2 separate regions of the Homo sapiens genome follow, and region 2 is linked to region 1. The links are chromatin loops, found by intact Hi-C in ENCODE. Cell type or tissue: pancreas. All regions are shown on one strand. Links, peaks and the distances in the headings refer to the core of each region. The heading gives the core; the rest is flanking DNA. Region 1 holds the start of LOC105371909 (a long non-coding RNA gene). Region 2 overlaps TNRC6C (trinucleotide repeat containing adaptor 6C).

Region 1 (7,754 bases), core at 2,076-6,075:
TAAGGTCCTGTTTTGTAAAGTTTTGTGTTTTTTTTTTTCCTTTGAGACAGGGTCGCATTTTGTCGCCTAGGCTGAAGTGCAGTGGCATGATCATAGCTTACTGCAGCCTCAGACTCCTGGGCTCAAGTGATCCTCCTGCCTCAGCCTCCCCTGTAGCTGGGGCCACAGGCGTGTGCCACCACGCCCAGCTAATTTTTAAAATTTTTTGTAGAGATAGGAAGTCTCAGTATGTTGCCCAGCCTGGTCTTGAACTCCTGGGCTCAAGCAATCCTCTGGCCTTGGCCTCCCAAAGTGCTGAGATCATAGGCATGAGCCACTATGCCCTGGCTTTCATAAGGTTCTCGAGAGCAGTGAAAAAGATAATGTCCACTAGAACTCCAAGGAGAGTGCTGGGTGTATAGTAACTGCTCAATAAGCACTCAGCTCCTCTCTTTCCTGAAAAACCCTTTCTACAAGTTGAGAGTATGTCTTTGCTGGCTAGAAGTAGGACAGTTGAATGTCAAGTTGAGCTTCAGACATGCAGCTGGATTCTTCATATTGAAAGAAGTTGGATTTCTTTCCTGTGAGCTCTCAAAGTGGTGGAGACTCAGGTCATGTTCTAACGAGGCTTTTCAAGAGTTTCAAAAACTGGAAGGAAACTGCGAGGAAGGAGATGGACTTAGTGGTGCCAGGACAGAAGGTGAGCAGGAGAGGAGACCAGAAGAAAGGATGGCGTGGCAGGTCAAAGCTAAGGTAAGATACTCTCTTCCATGTGTGTTTTGGGTGGTGAGAAAGGAAGGATAAAACCAGCCCTGGAAGGTTTCTTTTTCTTTTCTTCTTCTTCTTCTTTTTTTTTTTTTTTTTTTTTTTTTTGAGACAGTCTTGCTCTTGTCGCTCAGGCTGGAGCTCTTGTTGCACAGGCTGGAGTGCAGTGGCGTGATCCCAGCTCACTGCAACCTCCGCCCCCTGGGTTCAAGTGATTCTCCTGCCTCAGCCTCCCGAGTAGATGGGATTACAGGTGCCCGCCATCACGCCTGGCGAATGTTTGTATTTTTAGTAGAGGCAGGGTTTTACCATGTTGGCCAGGCTGGTCTCAAACTCCTGACCTTAGGTGATCTGCCCCCCTTGGCCTCCCAAAGTGCTGGGATTACAGGCGTGAGCCACCTGGCCCGACCAGTCCTGGAATGTTTCTGAGAGCAGAGCTGGCACCTGGGCCTAGAGAGCTTTCTGAAGCCTGCGTCACAGAAGAGCAGGAGCTGTGTTTTTCAAACTGCTGAAGGACACCCACCAGGTTTCAAAATCCGGGTTGTGGGTTGTGAAAACTAGAATTAGAATAGTATAGAAAAGATAATGTTGGCCAGGTTCGGTGGCTCACACCTGTAATCTCAGCCCTTTGGGAGGCTGAGGTGGAGGATCACTTGAGCCCGGAAGTTCAAGACCAACCTGAGCAACACAGTGAGACCCTGTATCTACAAAAACATTAAAAAATTAGCTAGACGTGGTGATGTGTGCTTGGTGTCCCAGCTACTTGGGAGGCTGAGGTGGGAGGATCACTTGAGGCTGAGAGGTTGAGGCTATATTGACCCATGATCATGCCACTGCACTCCAGCCTGGGTGACAGAGCAAAACTCTGTCTCAAAAAAAAAAAAAAAAAAAAAAAAAAAAAAATATATATATATATATATATATATATATATATATATATATAAAACCTAGGCCGGGCACGGTGGCTCACGCCTGTAATCCCAGCACTTTGGGAGACTGATGTGGGCAGATCACCTGAGGTCAGGAGTTCGAGACCAGCCTGTCCAACAAGGCAAAACCCTGTCTTTACTAAAAATGCAAACCTTAGCTGGGTGTGGTGGCGGGCGCCTGTAATCCCAGCTACTCGGGAGGCTGAGGCAGGGAGAATCGCTTGAACCTGGGAGGCAGAGGTTGCGGTGAGCTGAGATCGTGCCGTTGCACTCCAGCCTGGGCAACAGAGTGAGACTCTGTCTTAAAAAAAAAAAAAAGGAAAGAAAAGAAAAGAAAAATAGAATAGAAAATACTAGTGCACAAGGCTGTGTCAAGGTATGCTCTTTTGTGACCTTCAATGCACACTGCTTGTGCGATTCACTTTCTCTCTGCCACGTGCCGTGCATGGGCTGCAGGCCCTGTCTTCGCTCAAGTATTTTGGGGACAGGCCCCAGAAGAGGTGCAGGTGGAAGTGTTTGGCCAGAGGGGCCCTTCAAAGCCTCTCAGCACCCAGCCCACCCCTCAGGGCCTGGACCCGCCTCTTCCCTGCTGCCTTTGACCTGGGAAAAACAGTGCTTGCCCAAGTAGAACAGTGGCTCCACATTCCACATTCCCGGGGAGAAGCGGGGAGTCTGGCCCACAGGGAGGTGTGTCTATCTCTAGCTTGTTTAGTGAAACAAGGAAGGAGTTGGGGCAGCAAGTCTCCGCGGATATGCCTCTTGTATCTGAGCTTGGGTCTGTGCGTGTGTCCGCTGAGAAGCCGCCGGTGCTTCCTGAAGCCGCTGGGGAAGGACGTCCCCCGGGCCTCCGAGGAAACTTCCCAAGGCGGGGAACTTGATTCTTCCACAGCTGCCTTGGTGGATACCCACTCCTTTGCAGCCAAGACCTATCCAGGCCAGCCCCACTGAGTGTGTGTGTGAGAGAACGGAGGGTGTGTGTGCAGTGTGGATGTGTGTGGATGTGAGAGAGACTCAGAAAGAGAGGAGGGGATGGATGGAGGCGTGTGTGTGCATGGGCACGTGCGTGTTCACCAACGTGTCCGAAGAAAGCCTTTGCCAGGCAAAAGCAAGCAGGAAGAGAGCAAGAACCTCTCCATGTACTATATTCTCTGATGACCCTTTTAAATATATGACAAACAGTTAAAACAAAAGCCCATTTAGCTTTTATGCCTGTGATTCGTGGTATCCATCCCAGTTAATTACAGTGATTTAAAAACATCTGCATTTAATAAAGAACCTTCCTCTCCCCCAGTTCTCAGCCCACCCCGCTCCCAACCCCAGTCTTTCTTCAGGCCACTGGGCTAATGCAGTAATTACATCTCCATGCCAGGCCACAGCTGAGGGATGGCAGAAGGGGAGGCTTCATCAGGCGGGGAAGGCAAAGTAGGGATGGGCGGGGCAGGGAGGTAGGGCTGGGGTGGGAGGGGGAGAGAGTTGGGGAGGGGGAGCTTGTGGGGCAGGGCAGGTTGGAGCTGGGTGGGGAAGGTGGGGCTGGGGGAGGTGGGGTAGGGGCAGAACTGGGGCCTGGGGAGCTGCAGGGGGGAAGCTGGGACGAAGGGAGCTGGAATGGAGGTAGCGGGAGGCTTGAGGCAGAGCTGGGTTGGGGGGAGGTTTTGGGGAGCCGAGTCAGGCCTTCTCTCTAGCAGAGGAATCCTAGGTTGGGAGGATTCAAATCCAGAGACTAGGAAATGGGTATATTCAAAGCCCTTTATTCATTCTGGGTCATAGGATTGTTTATTTCACAAAAAGGGAGACTGAGGCAAGGCAAGGGACTTCACTCTTCACCCTGGGGCCCTCCCTTTGCTTCAGGAAGGAGGCTGGGAGTGGTAGAGAGAAGGGCAGGAGACCGAGAACAGAGAGGCGAGTGGAAAAGCCTCCAGACAGGGGAGCCAGTCCTAGGGCCAGAACGTTCTTTTTAAAAATGTGATGCGCTGGCCTCCGGCTCCCTCCTGCTGCCCTGGTGATGTGTTTGTGGCCCATGCTTGGGGCTGTGCCTGTCACTGGTCACATGGACTCCTCGGTGGACATCAGGAGGCTCAGTGGCCTCCTGGACACACAGCCTTGGGTGAGTCCCAGCCTGCCATGGACAAGCAGAAAGGATCCTGGCCGGGCCCCGGGGAAGGGAGTGTGGGCCACAGCCCTGCAGGGAGTCTGGCCTCGGTCGAGGGGCAGGTGGGCCTGGGGGTCTGGCTGAGGACTGCAAGGTGCCAGCCCTTTGCTCAGGAATCCCCGTTCCCGCAGCTGCTGACCACAGTGCAGCGCACTGCCCACTGCCTCCCCTGGCAGGTCTCTCACCTTGCCCCAAACGCCACCTTCAGTGCAGGAGTAGCTGATGGCTGCCTGATTTCAGTGGAGGAGAAAAACTGAACACCTGATTCTACGGAGCAGTTCGGGGCTTTGGAAGATCTGGGAGATGTGGGGACCCTGGGAGAGGAAGAAGGATGGGCACAGCAAGGAAGAGGGAGGAGAAACCAGCTTTGGGGTCTGGAGAAGGAGGGCAAGGTCCTGGTGGCCCTGTGTGGGGGTCTTGGGGAATGACACATTCCCAAGTTCAAGTGCAAGACCTCCGCTCTCAGAAAGAGGGGTGTGGGGGCCAAGGAGGAAGGAGGGAGACTGGCACTTGGGCATTACCCAGGGCTGGCATCCTTCTGGCCTCAATACCTGCAGCCAGGAAGTGACTCCTCCCTGTAACCCTGCCCGCAGCCCCCATTTCCTGATCCCAGGGGTAGAGACTCCTGGCGCTGGAGGGCAGGCAATAGGCCCCTAAAAAACCCGTAAAGCTGCTTCTGGATGGGAGAAGTCTGTGGGTGGACTCTCACGCAGGAAGGGGGATGTTGATGGACAAGAAAGAAATGACTGCACCCTGCAGTGTTGGAAGCAGGCTTTGGAGGCCAGCAGCCCCTCTGAGGACCAGCTGGGATCATGGTGGTGGTGTCCGACTGGAGAGGACCTGCGTCAGGCTGGGGCCTGCTGTTCCCAGAGGGAGAACTGTGGGGTCTCTGTGCCTCTCCCAGGTTGGAACTGAGAATGAACTTTGCTTCCTGAGGTTGCCTTTTTCCAAAGCTGCAATCTTCCTTCAACTTCTGTTCTCCACAGCCAAGAAAGAGAAGATCAGAGAATGCATTCTCAGTGGGGTTCAGGTGGCCCTGCTGGGCCCCACAGCCACCTGCTGGGACCAGGCTCAGATAAAACCCAGAGGATCAGACCACAGGAACACCATCAAAGCCAGCTACTCCCTTGTGGCCCTTCGACAGCAGCCTGGGGGAGGGGGGATCGGTGGGGTGCACCTGCTGGAGCCCACATTCCCAGGGAGGGTGAAAGGAGACTCAAAAAAGCCAGCCTCTCAGGGGTTACTCCTTCCAGGAGAAAATAAACCTTTTCTCCTTTCTTTTCTTTCTTTTTCTTTTTTCTTTTCTTTTCTTTTCTTTCTTTTTTTCTTTTTTTTTTTGAGACAGGTTTAGTGGTGCCATCACAGCTCACTGTAGCCTCAGCTTCCCAGGCTCAAGCTATCCTCCCACCTTAGCCTACCAAGTGGCTGGGGCTACAGCTGCATGCCACCACGCCTGGCTAATTTTTAAAATATGTTTTATAGAGATGAGGTTTCACCATGTTGCTTAGGCTGGTCTCAAACTCCTGGGCTCAAGCAGTCTGCCCACCTTGGCCTCCCAAAGTGCTGGGATTGCAGGCATGAGCCATCTTGCTCAGCTAGGAGACCTTTCTTCAGTTCCTTGAATGTAGGCTCGTAACCCATCCTCCTCTCTGCGCACCCTTCCCACTACCCTCCCCACACCCTGCTTCCTTTTCTTCATTCAGCATGTCCGTTTGCTTGTTGTTTCTCTCCCCAAGTGGAACATGAGCTCTGAGAGGGCAGGGAATGCACACTGGCTGGGTCTGCAGCAAACGCATGACTGGGGACGTGTCACAGATGCACACATGGGCACATGGCAACAGACGCAGCAAACGCACATTGCCCTCACGCTGCAGGCTCTGCAGAGGCTTTGTGTGACGCCTAGGCAGCAGATGCGGCCCTCTGGTTTTGATTCTGAGATCCCCTTGCCCGCTGTCCATCTTTGTCCTCTTCCACCCTCCCCATCCAGGCCTCCTGTCTGCCCCTTTCTAAGCCCTTTCCTTCTGAGTGGACAGGCGCCTGACACATCCTTCAGTTTCCCCTGCAGAGTGCCATGGATCCTCTTCTTGGAATGAATTTGGATCCCCTGCAATGTCTGCCACACCTCCCTCAGGGGGCAGTCTCCCACGGCTTCACCTGTGTCTCTGCTCCTCTGGCCCATTCACGGATGGGAAGAGATGCCCTGAGCTCCTGCCCATGGGGGATTCCCAACTGACACTGTTCCCTGTCGCCTCCCCAGGTTCCAGCTCCCATTCTTCTTCTTTTTTTTTTGAGACAAAGTTTCACTCTTGTTGCCCTGGCTGGAGTGCGATGGTGTGATCTTGGCTCACTGCAATTTTCGCCTCCCCGGTTCAAGCAGTTCTCCTGCCTTAGCCTCCCGAGTAGCTGGCACTACAGTCACACACCACCACCCCTGGGTAGTTTTTAGTATTTTTACTAGTGACGGGCTTTCACCATGTTGGCCAGGCTGGTCTTGAACTCCTGAACTCAGATGATCCACCTGCCTTGGCCTCCCAAAGTGCTGGGATTACAGGCGTGAGCCACCACGCCCACCCCAGCCCCCTTCTTTTGAGGAAGCTGCCATGCCATTGCTGTCACCTGCTGACCCTGCCTCCCAGCCCCTGAGCAGCCCTGGCTCACCTCTCACCAGCATCGCATCCCCTGTGACCTCATCTCCTTGTGGGCGGCAACCCTTGACCTCCCTCTTACATTATAGCTACTTGTGTTTGTGTCTCTCTTCTCTAGGTCATCAGTACCTGCATAAAAGAGACTGGGTCTTTTTCCTCCTGGTAAGTTTGAACATAATGAGGTAGGAGGTGGGACCTGACTCCAGAGGTGGGGCTCAGACACTGGAACAGATTGAGGACTAGCTAAAACCAGACCAGTGCAGAAGCAGCTTTCCAGTCAGACATGGCCACCAGTGTGCTATGTCAGGTTCCCATTGCCATGGCAACAGCCGGGAATTACCGCCTCTTTCTATGACAATGTTGATGACCCAAAAGTTACTGCTCATTCCCTAGACATTTCTGCATAAACTGCCCCTTAATCTGCATGCAATTAAAAGTGGGTATAAATATGTCTGCTAACCTGCCCTGAGTGGCAGCTCTCAGCACACTGCCTATGGGGCAGCCCTGCTCTGCAGGGGCAGTCATGGAGCTGTCACGCAACTGTAACACTGCTGCTTCAACAAAGCCATTTTCTTCTACCCCCTGCTTGCCTTTGAATTATTTCCTGGGCAAGACCAAGAACCCTCATGGACTAAGCCCCATCTTACAGCTCGCTTGCCCTGCCTTAGTAGGACCTTGCGCGTCGTAGGTATCAAAGAATGTGTTGCTGAAGTGAGTTGAATCAAATCTGCCTTTCAGGAGTTTTCCCAAGTTTTGGTGGTAGGAGGCTGTAGGTGGAGTTGACCTCAGAGTGTTCTGATGGGGACCTCAAGTGAGAGATGGCAGACCTGTCCAGCCCCTCTCCATCAAGAGAAGGAAGAACCCTCCCGAGGAGGCAGCCTGGGTGGTGCTGGGATTTGGCCAAGACACTCCATCTGCTGGAAAGGCAACGGAAAGCTTCGAACCACTTTCTTTTGGCTTGTGAACTCACCGGCTAATTGACAAATGTGCGTCCTGTGCATGAGCTGCGAAGATTTTCCATGATCAGCAGAGCCCAGTGATATCTGGGGTTCACCAAGAGCTGTGGGGCCCTTTGTGTCTAGAAACTTCTGGCCATTGTCAGCAGAGAGGCCCCTGGTCGCTGTTCAGGGTCCTGCTCACTGGCAACCCATGACATACTGAGAGTCATCATTGTCCAATGCTGAGCACATAGTGAGTCCTCAAGAAATAGTTCTTGAATGAATGAGTGAGTGAGTGAGTGAAAGAACAAGAGAATAAAAGAACAAAATGAGACCATATGCTTTTTAC
Region 2 (7,754 bases), core at 1,562-5,561, 75 kb before region 1:
GTTATTCAAAAAACATATATTTCCAGTTAGCTTCAGTTCGGCATTAGTCTTTTAAATAAGAATTCATAGTTCAAGTTTGATGGTTATAGCCAGATGCAAACATTTTTTTAAGTATAATTAATGCTATAATGGAGACTCATCTATTAAGAACGGATTAGACTAGTTAATATTCTCCAGGAGAAGGTAGAGGAGTATCATAGATGAGCATGTCATATATTCTAAAAAGTTCCTTGAAAATGTTTAAAACAAATCCAAATTTAAAGCATTTCTATTATTGAGAAAATTAAGTCAAATATAATGCTAAATAATTGGGGCATGGCTTTACGAATGCTACTAGTTGAGTGGTGTGTAATATTGCAGAGTAAGGGAATTTCTAATTGATTTGGTCTAGTTTGAGCTAATTATCAAAACCAAAATTATTCAAACTTCTACAATGTTGATTGATTCAGTATATTATGCAATCTAATTTATAACTGCAGCTTCTCTCTTAAGAGTATCCAACTCTCGGACTCTCTCAAATTGCTAAACACTTTCCTATATTCAAACAACTCAGGGCCTTGAGACTTCTGGGTGCTGCCTTGTGGCAAATGTGGCCCCTGCCCTCATAGACACACAATCTGGAGCAGGGGAGGGAAGTCAAAATGCTAGAATGTTAGGAAAGCATCAATTTTATGTGTGAACACTAATACTAGTACTATAACATGTATCATAGGTACAGTCAGGCCAACCTGTGTCACCCGACAAAAGTGTCCAGTCAGAAAGTTGGAACCAATATTTCTCAGGCAATGAATTTTGGTTTGAACCAGTAATAATGAAGAGTCTGAGAAAAACGTAAACCTTGATGCTGCTAATATTCATCAATGAATTACCTAGCAGTACTGTTAGATTATTTATAATTCAAAAAGCATTTTTTGTTTGGAAAGACATTAATTATTACTACAACCCATTCTAAGGCTAGTTAGTAGTTACTGATAAACTGTACCCAAAGGAACAGTATTTTAGAGGATATAGAAGGAGAAGAGAAAAATCCAGTAGAGTTTGGAGTTAGCAATGAAAATTCTCAACAGAGGCCAGGTGCGGTGGCTCACGCCTGTAATCCCAGCACTTTGGCAGGCCGAGGTGGGGGGGAATCATTTGAGGTCAGGAGTTCGAGACCAACCTGGCCAACATGGTGAAACCCTGTCTCTACTAAAAATACAAAAAATTAGCTGGGTGTGGCCATGCGTGCCTGTAACCCCAGCTTATGGGGTGGGGGTGGGGTGATGCTGAGGCAGGAGAACCACTTGAACCTGAGGGGTGGAGGTTGCAGTGAGCCGAGATCATGCCACTGTACTCCACCCAGCCTGGGCGATAGAGCAAGACTCCATCTCAAAAAAAAAAAAAATAAATAAATAAATAAATAAAAGAAAATTCTCATCAGAACAGTAATAGAAAATGATAGCTCTGCGTAAAGTGGTGGGACAATGTAATTCACAATCACTGTTCAGTAATAAGCAATTTGTTACTACTTGAGTAGAAAACAGTGACAATGATGAAGAATATAGCTGGTACTAAACCAGACAGAAAAATTCAAGAAGAAGGAAGAAGAAGAAAGAAGAAGAAGGAAGAAGGAGGAAGAAGGAAGAAGGAAGAAGAAGGAAGAAGGAAGAAGGAAGAAGAAGAAGAAGAAGAAGAAGAAGAAGAAGAAGAAGAAGAAGAAGAAGAAGAAGAAGAAGAAGAAAGAAGAAGAAGAAGAAGAAATGGATGATCCAGAACAGTTAACTCTGTATTTTGAAATGACAATAGTAAGAAACCATTGTTTTTCATTCAAGATCATAAATTCATACACAACTATGTACCATAAACCTTTTGGACCCTTCTGGAAAAGTGTTATGTAAATTCACAGTGCTTCTGAGAGTATAACAGAGAAAAATGTCCTTTTTGCTATGCTGCTTTTTAATATTCATTGAGCATTAACTCCCTCTCTTCATGTGACTCTAGTCTAGAGGTTCAGAGACCTGGACTCCCTCAAGTCTTGCCTTTACCATTAACTGGTTCTTAACCAAGAACCAGCCTCTTAATTCACACTAGGAGATTATCTGTAAACGAATTCCTTTCCTGTTCAGCTATGAAGTTCAAATGAGATAATACACATAACCTTAACTTTGAAAATTATAAAATGTCTCACAAAAGCATAGTATTAGCTGTGAGAGTGCATGTGTCTACATGTACAGTTGTGTACATGTGATGGTCCAGTGGAAAAAAACTTCAGAATAACAGTTATAGTAAACCTTTACTGAGCACCAATTATATGCTAGATACTGAGTCATTTTCCTGCATGATCTCAATTAGTCTTTTTTTTTTACATTTTATTTTGAATTGACAAATAATCGTATTAAGTCTTTGTAACAGCTTTATGAGGTAGGAACCATTCACTACCTTTCTCATTTTAAATATGAGATACTGAAGCCTAAAGAAGTGAAGTAACTTGTCCCAAATTAAACAGAGCTAGTTTATGTGACTCCTGAGTGGGTGCTCTTAACCACTGGGAAATAACTAAACATACAGGTATAAAAGGAAGAGGCTTGGAGTATGGCTTTCAGTTTGTTCATTCTGAATCTCCAGCACATCATAGGAGTTCCTGAGTAACAGTGAGAAATGCGTGTGTTTCCACCAACACCTTTTATGATAACCAGCAAATTCTGGACTTGGAGGATAAAAAGAGAAATCTTTTACATATCAATAAGCAAAGAGGGAATCCAGAAAGAATATATCTTTTTTATTATAAAGGATAGTTGGCAATGAGAAATTGGAACCTTAAAAAAATGCAGATATCCTTTGGTTGTTCTTATTCAAACTGAATCAACTTTATCAGTTCGATCCTGTTTGGTGGAAATCAAAAGAAAATTTAAAAGCATTGTTTGGAAAGCTAATATAACATTCTTCAGACATTTTTAGATTAACCAAATACCAATGAGATGCAGATGTAAAACCAGTGATAAATGAGGAATTTCACAATGAATAATAAAAAATAGTTTCAAAGGCAGGCTTAGATTCTCGTTTTTTAACCATCAATTTAAAAAAAAAAGTCATCCTGGTCATAAAAATTTTGGTACCGCCATAAATGTACCCCCCTAAATATAAATAAACTTACCTTTGGTTTTTTGATCAGCAGCCTGAAAAAAAAAAAAGAGAGAGAAAGAAAGAAAGAAACTCTTTAGGAATAATGTGTAGAATGTACACATCTATGAAAGTTTATAAGCAAACTTTTAGTATTGAAAATTTTAAAAATGAGTTTTTGCCCAGTTAATTTATTACAATTTATTAGTGGGAAAAATGTGTACATGCCATTGATTATATACCAATGTTAATCTAAAGGCAAAAAATTCTATCTGGAGCTCATTTAAACTCTATAATTTTAACAGGCTCTAATAGGTATACTGTTTAAACTACAAGATACATTAAACTAGGTAAGAACAAAGACAAATGGCATAACTTGGTATTTTAAATGCCATAAAATTCAAGCTTGACTATGAAGTTTACAGTAGGGCTTTTATTTTTAATCTTTACTAATAGGATTCGTAAAAGAACATTTGCCAAAGCTGCAAAAAAAAAATATTTCTAGCTTTTCTAATAAGATCAGTTGAATGGCCCTTCTTCATTTATTAGACATGGTTGTTCAGGACAGTTCATTTTAAGTAGAACAACATGGACACACTTCACCACCAGCAACTAAAACACAGCTTCCTTAAAACACAGCTCTAACACTTCCAGTTCCAAGTTAGACATTTACGGCTGTCACCTGTATTTATTTCACCAGTAGGATATCTATTATTCGCTAATTATAGACTTGGCATATTGATTTAAAAAGTAACAGAATGAAACCTTGTCATATAATGGCTATGATGATGCAAATGAGACACACAATGATACAAAGACAATGAAGCAGGAACTTCAGCCAAACCTTTTTCTGAGCACCTTCCTTCTTTTTCTTTTCTTCCTGCTTTTTCTTTTTCTTTTCTTCCATCAAACGTTCCTCTTCTTGTGTTTCTTGCTCTTTCTCCCTATTAAATACAAAGAAAACTAGTATAAGTTTGATGATCATGTTAAGTCAAACAATGAAAAAGCACTAGCTGCTCCAAATCTTAAGTCAGAATTTCGCATATGGTATACAGGAGGACCCTCTGAGAAGGTGCTAGAAAGGGACACTTCCCTAACAGCACTGCAGGTTGCCCTGACTTCTTCAGTAGCCGGCTGTCTCATTCATTCAGTCCACATTGTTGAACACCAACCCATCATCAGGCATTGCTGGGGATAAGGGTATGATATGGAGTAAGATACAGCTCCTACAGTCCAGCCCCTAGTCTGGTCTCGAATACCTGGGCTCAAGCGATCTCCTGCCCTGGCCTCCCAAAGTGCTGGGATTACCAGTGTGACGCACCAAGCCTGGCCATGCTTTATTTTTTCCACTTGATCTCTAGGGTTCTGAAATTTCAGGGTGATGTATCTTTTCTCCCCCATTATTTGTGCTTGGCATTTGGCTGATGCTTTCAGCTCATACCTTTCAGTTCTCTATTTTCTTGAAAACACCTTCCTTCTGTTTCTAAATAACAACATATTGAATCTCTTGGATTGATCACCTGTAACTTGTTGTTTCTCTTATGTTTTCTACTCTTTTATTGGTGCTTCTATTTTGAGGGTGCTTGATTCAACTTGATCTTCTAATCCTTCTACTGAGTTTTTTATTGTGATGTTTAAAATTGTTAACCTTCTTGTGCTCTTGAATGCTCCTTTTCCACAACACCCTGTTCTTGTTTTAGGTATGCAAAATCATCTCTATTCTTTTCTCTGAAAATCTTCTAAGTTTTCTGCATATCTTTTTTCCTTCTCTGGATGCCTCTTCCCTTAGATACTCTCTGATCTGAAAGCCTTTCCTCAACTCTGTAGTAACCCTTGGTTGTCTGTTCAGGCACTGAAATACCAATTAGGGGCTTTGTATGTATGGGATGGATTTCCTTCGCAGTGGGTTTTGCTTTAGGGATATTAGGTAGGGAACTGGCTGTTTTACCAGTCCAACCTCAAATGCCAAAACATGTAGTTTCCCCCACCTGATCACCAGGGTGCTTTATCTATAGTATTAGCTACTAGACCCTAACCACCCAGAATTGCACCACTGCTGAAATTTTAGATGCCACTATCCCGCATTCTGACCATAACTTCCTATTCTTATCACTATTTACATGGCACCTGTTCTTGATCCTCACTGAATCTTCCCATTTCCTGACTCTTCCTTTTTCTTCTAAGCTATTTTAATCACTTCTTTTCCTAGAGAGTCTACACCTCAAGTCCATCTCATATGTTCACTAATTCAATCACTGAAGAACTATACAACTAACATGTGCTATTTATTGTAGTAAGCACCAGGGACAAAAACAAGGATGGAGGGAGGTGGGGACTGATTCATTTAATAAGTATTTTCTGAAGAAAAGCTTTGTTTATTTTTGTAAACAGAGATGGCGTGCTATGTTGTCCAGGCTAGTCTCGAACTCCTGGCCTCAAGTGATCCTCCCACCTCAGCCTCCCAAAGTGCTGGGATTACAGGTGTGGGCCACCACACCCAGCCTGAACAATAGCTTTATAAGTGCTCTGGGATTATAGCAGGAAGCAAGATAAGAATACATATACTTTCAAAGATATTTACAAAAATCAGTAAAACAAATTATCGCTATTACAACAGCAACAAGTATAAAATGCAGTGAGAATTTGACAAGATGAACATCTGCATCTGCCTGGGCGCTGGCCTCCTGCAAAGGCTATTTTTCTGTTACAGTCGGGAGCCACATGTCCTGGCTTTAAATGAGATTATGAGCTTCCTCTGTCCTCTGGACTATAAGTGCCTTGGTAGGAGGACTCTTTCTCTGCGGCCCTGAGAAGAATCTGTTACTCTTCAGGGCATTTCTGGTACCAATTTCTGGTATATAATCTCAGCTGAAATTTACAGTGGAGAAAATCTGTAAGTTTTCCTTTTAAGGAAAACTTTATTTTCTGATATGATCAAGTAGTATTTAAAAAGTTACTGTCTACCTTGCACAGTGAAATTATAAACTTGGATTTGAAAAGTGTTTTCACCTATTAAAAGAAAAAAAAAACAAATGTATCAATTAAATGGAGAGTCAATTTGTATTTTTTCTAAGTTGTAAAATAAATTTATAAGTCAAGAAGCAAGGAGAATAAAGAAAAGGAATGGCCAGACTGGGAAAATTTTACTTTTTAATCACAGAACTTTTTCTTTTTAAAATTACGTTTAAATATACATGATCAACATACATTTGTAAATATAATCTTATCATGCTTCCCCCCAGGACAATATTTGCTTTCCTGTTTCTGACATGCTTGGCATCCCTTATCTACTTTCTCCCCCTTCCATATCCCTGTCAAATATCTCCTCCCCCCATGACCCACGTTAAAACCACCTAGATTCATATCTTTGTTTTTGTCCCTGCTCGTGTAACTGTATAAAAACATATATACTTAAACATTTTTACAAAGATTTTATTGGATCACTGTTGGTATAACTGGGATTATGTTATAGAAACTTTTTTGCAACTTGCTTTTCTCATTCAATACTTGCAGGGAAGGAGGATCTCCCTTCTCTCTCCCTCCCCCTACTGAGATGTCCAATCTGTTATTTCTAATGGCTCCATAATGTACCATGGTGTGAATGTTATCATATTATTCAGTCATTCTTCTATTCATACATCTTCACCTCCTTTCCAGTATACCGCCACTGCAAAGAACTCCAGCTGTCCTATCCAGCTCTGCTGAAGAGAAAAGCATCCCTTCGATTGGTGTTTCAGCTTATGTTTCAGTAGCAACGGCAACTAGGTAAGGAGGAAATCTGATATGGGCTCAACTGCTGGGCCCAGAGCAAGTTTGAAGGGCCAAATTGGATATAAATTACCTATACCTCATATGGTATGGTGAGGTATACTATAGTGGATCCCTCTGTACTGAGTTTTATTAGGAAGAAAACATTTTTTAATAACTTGGGTTTTCCCTTTGTTTCTTTCATTCTCAAATAATTTAGCAATCACAAGATTAGGAGGCTCTGGGTAGAAAAAGGAGCAACACTCATATTTTGGAGGCAGCTAGGAGGAGGAAAGGGTGAAAAGATTTCCCACAAATGGGCCTCTGTGGGTATCATTTCGGTGTTCCTAGTTAAACTGTAGATTTTCCCAGAGAAACAATAATTTATTTTTGTTTCAGAGGTTCTGATGGAGAAAGAGAAATAATGATTCAAAAGGTGAAATTATGTAGGTAGACTGAGAATCCAGCCACTTCATGCAAAACAATTCTGGATGAAAAATGTTACAAATTACCAGTCTTTTTGTTAGTTGACTACTTCCTATATTTGTAAAAGAAGAAAATTCAATAAAAGAGGGCAGGGGCCTGTTTTTGTCTTTGAGGTTTAGTTATCAGAAATTGTAAATGTTTCTCGTCCTTAGTTTCACCTACAAAGAACACCAGAGACCATACTCTGAAGTTATACTGGTTGGACTCCAATGCCATGTCATCAAAATATTCACTAATTTGTGTGTGTGTGGGGGGGGGGGGGCGGAGGGAGAAAGAGAGACAGAGAGTGTGTGTGTTACATGCCACTATTTTGAAACTGACTAATTCAATTAGAATTTCCTTTCAGTGTTTATGTTAGGAAGGGCTGGTAAAATGTTATCAGACAAAATTAAAAAGAGAAGGGGACGGAACTGGTAGGCTAT

What was found. Hi-C counts contacts between places; a loop is a spot of excess contacts. Peaks named below come from ENCODE experiments on the same cell type or tissue, not always from the same donor. Only the 100,000 strongest peaks of a DNase experiment are listed, where the experiment ranks them.
Region 2: it touches region 1 in a loop (2.0-fold over the local background); 12 of 110 quality-filtered maps call a loop at or near these places.

The regions. Positions count from the first base shown.
Region 1 is chr17:77,926,192-77,933,945 of GRCh38, reverse strand. It overlaps LOC105371909 (a long non-coding RNA gene), which reads right to left and starts at 7,674. Exons shown (of 3, transcript XR_935002.3): 1 at 7,438-7,674. RefSeq lists enhancers at 1,735-2,346, 3,319-4,264. In pancreas, for the core only: no CTCF peak of the experiment used is centred there; a DNase peak (open chromatin) is centred at 3,815.
Region 2 is chr17:78,000,459-78,008,212 of GRCh38, reverse strand. It overlaps TNRC6C (trinucleotide repeat containing adaptor 6C), which reads right to left. Exons shown (of 23, transcript NM_001142640.2): 2 at 3,944-4,043; 3 at 3,134-3,155. The coding sequence starts at 4,006. Among named protein-coding and RNA genes, the nearest start is that of TNRC6C, 46 kb to the right of the region's middle. In pancreas, for the core only: no CTCF peak of the experiment used is centred there; no DNase peak of the experiment used is centred there.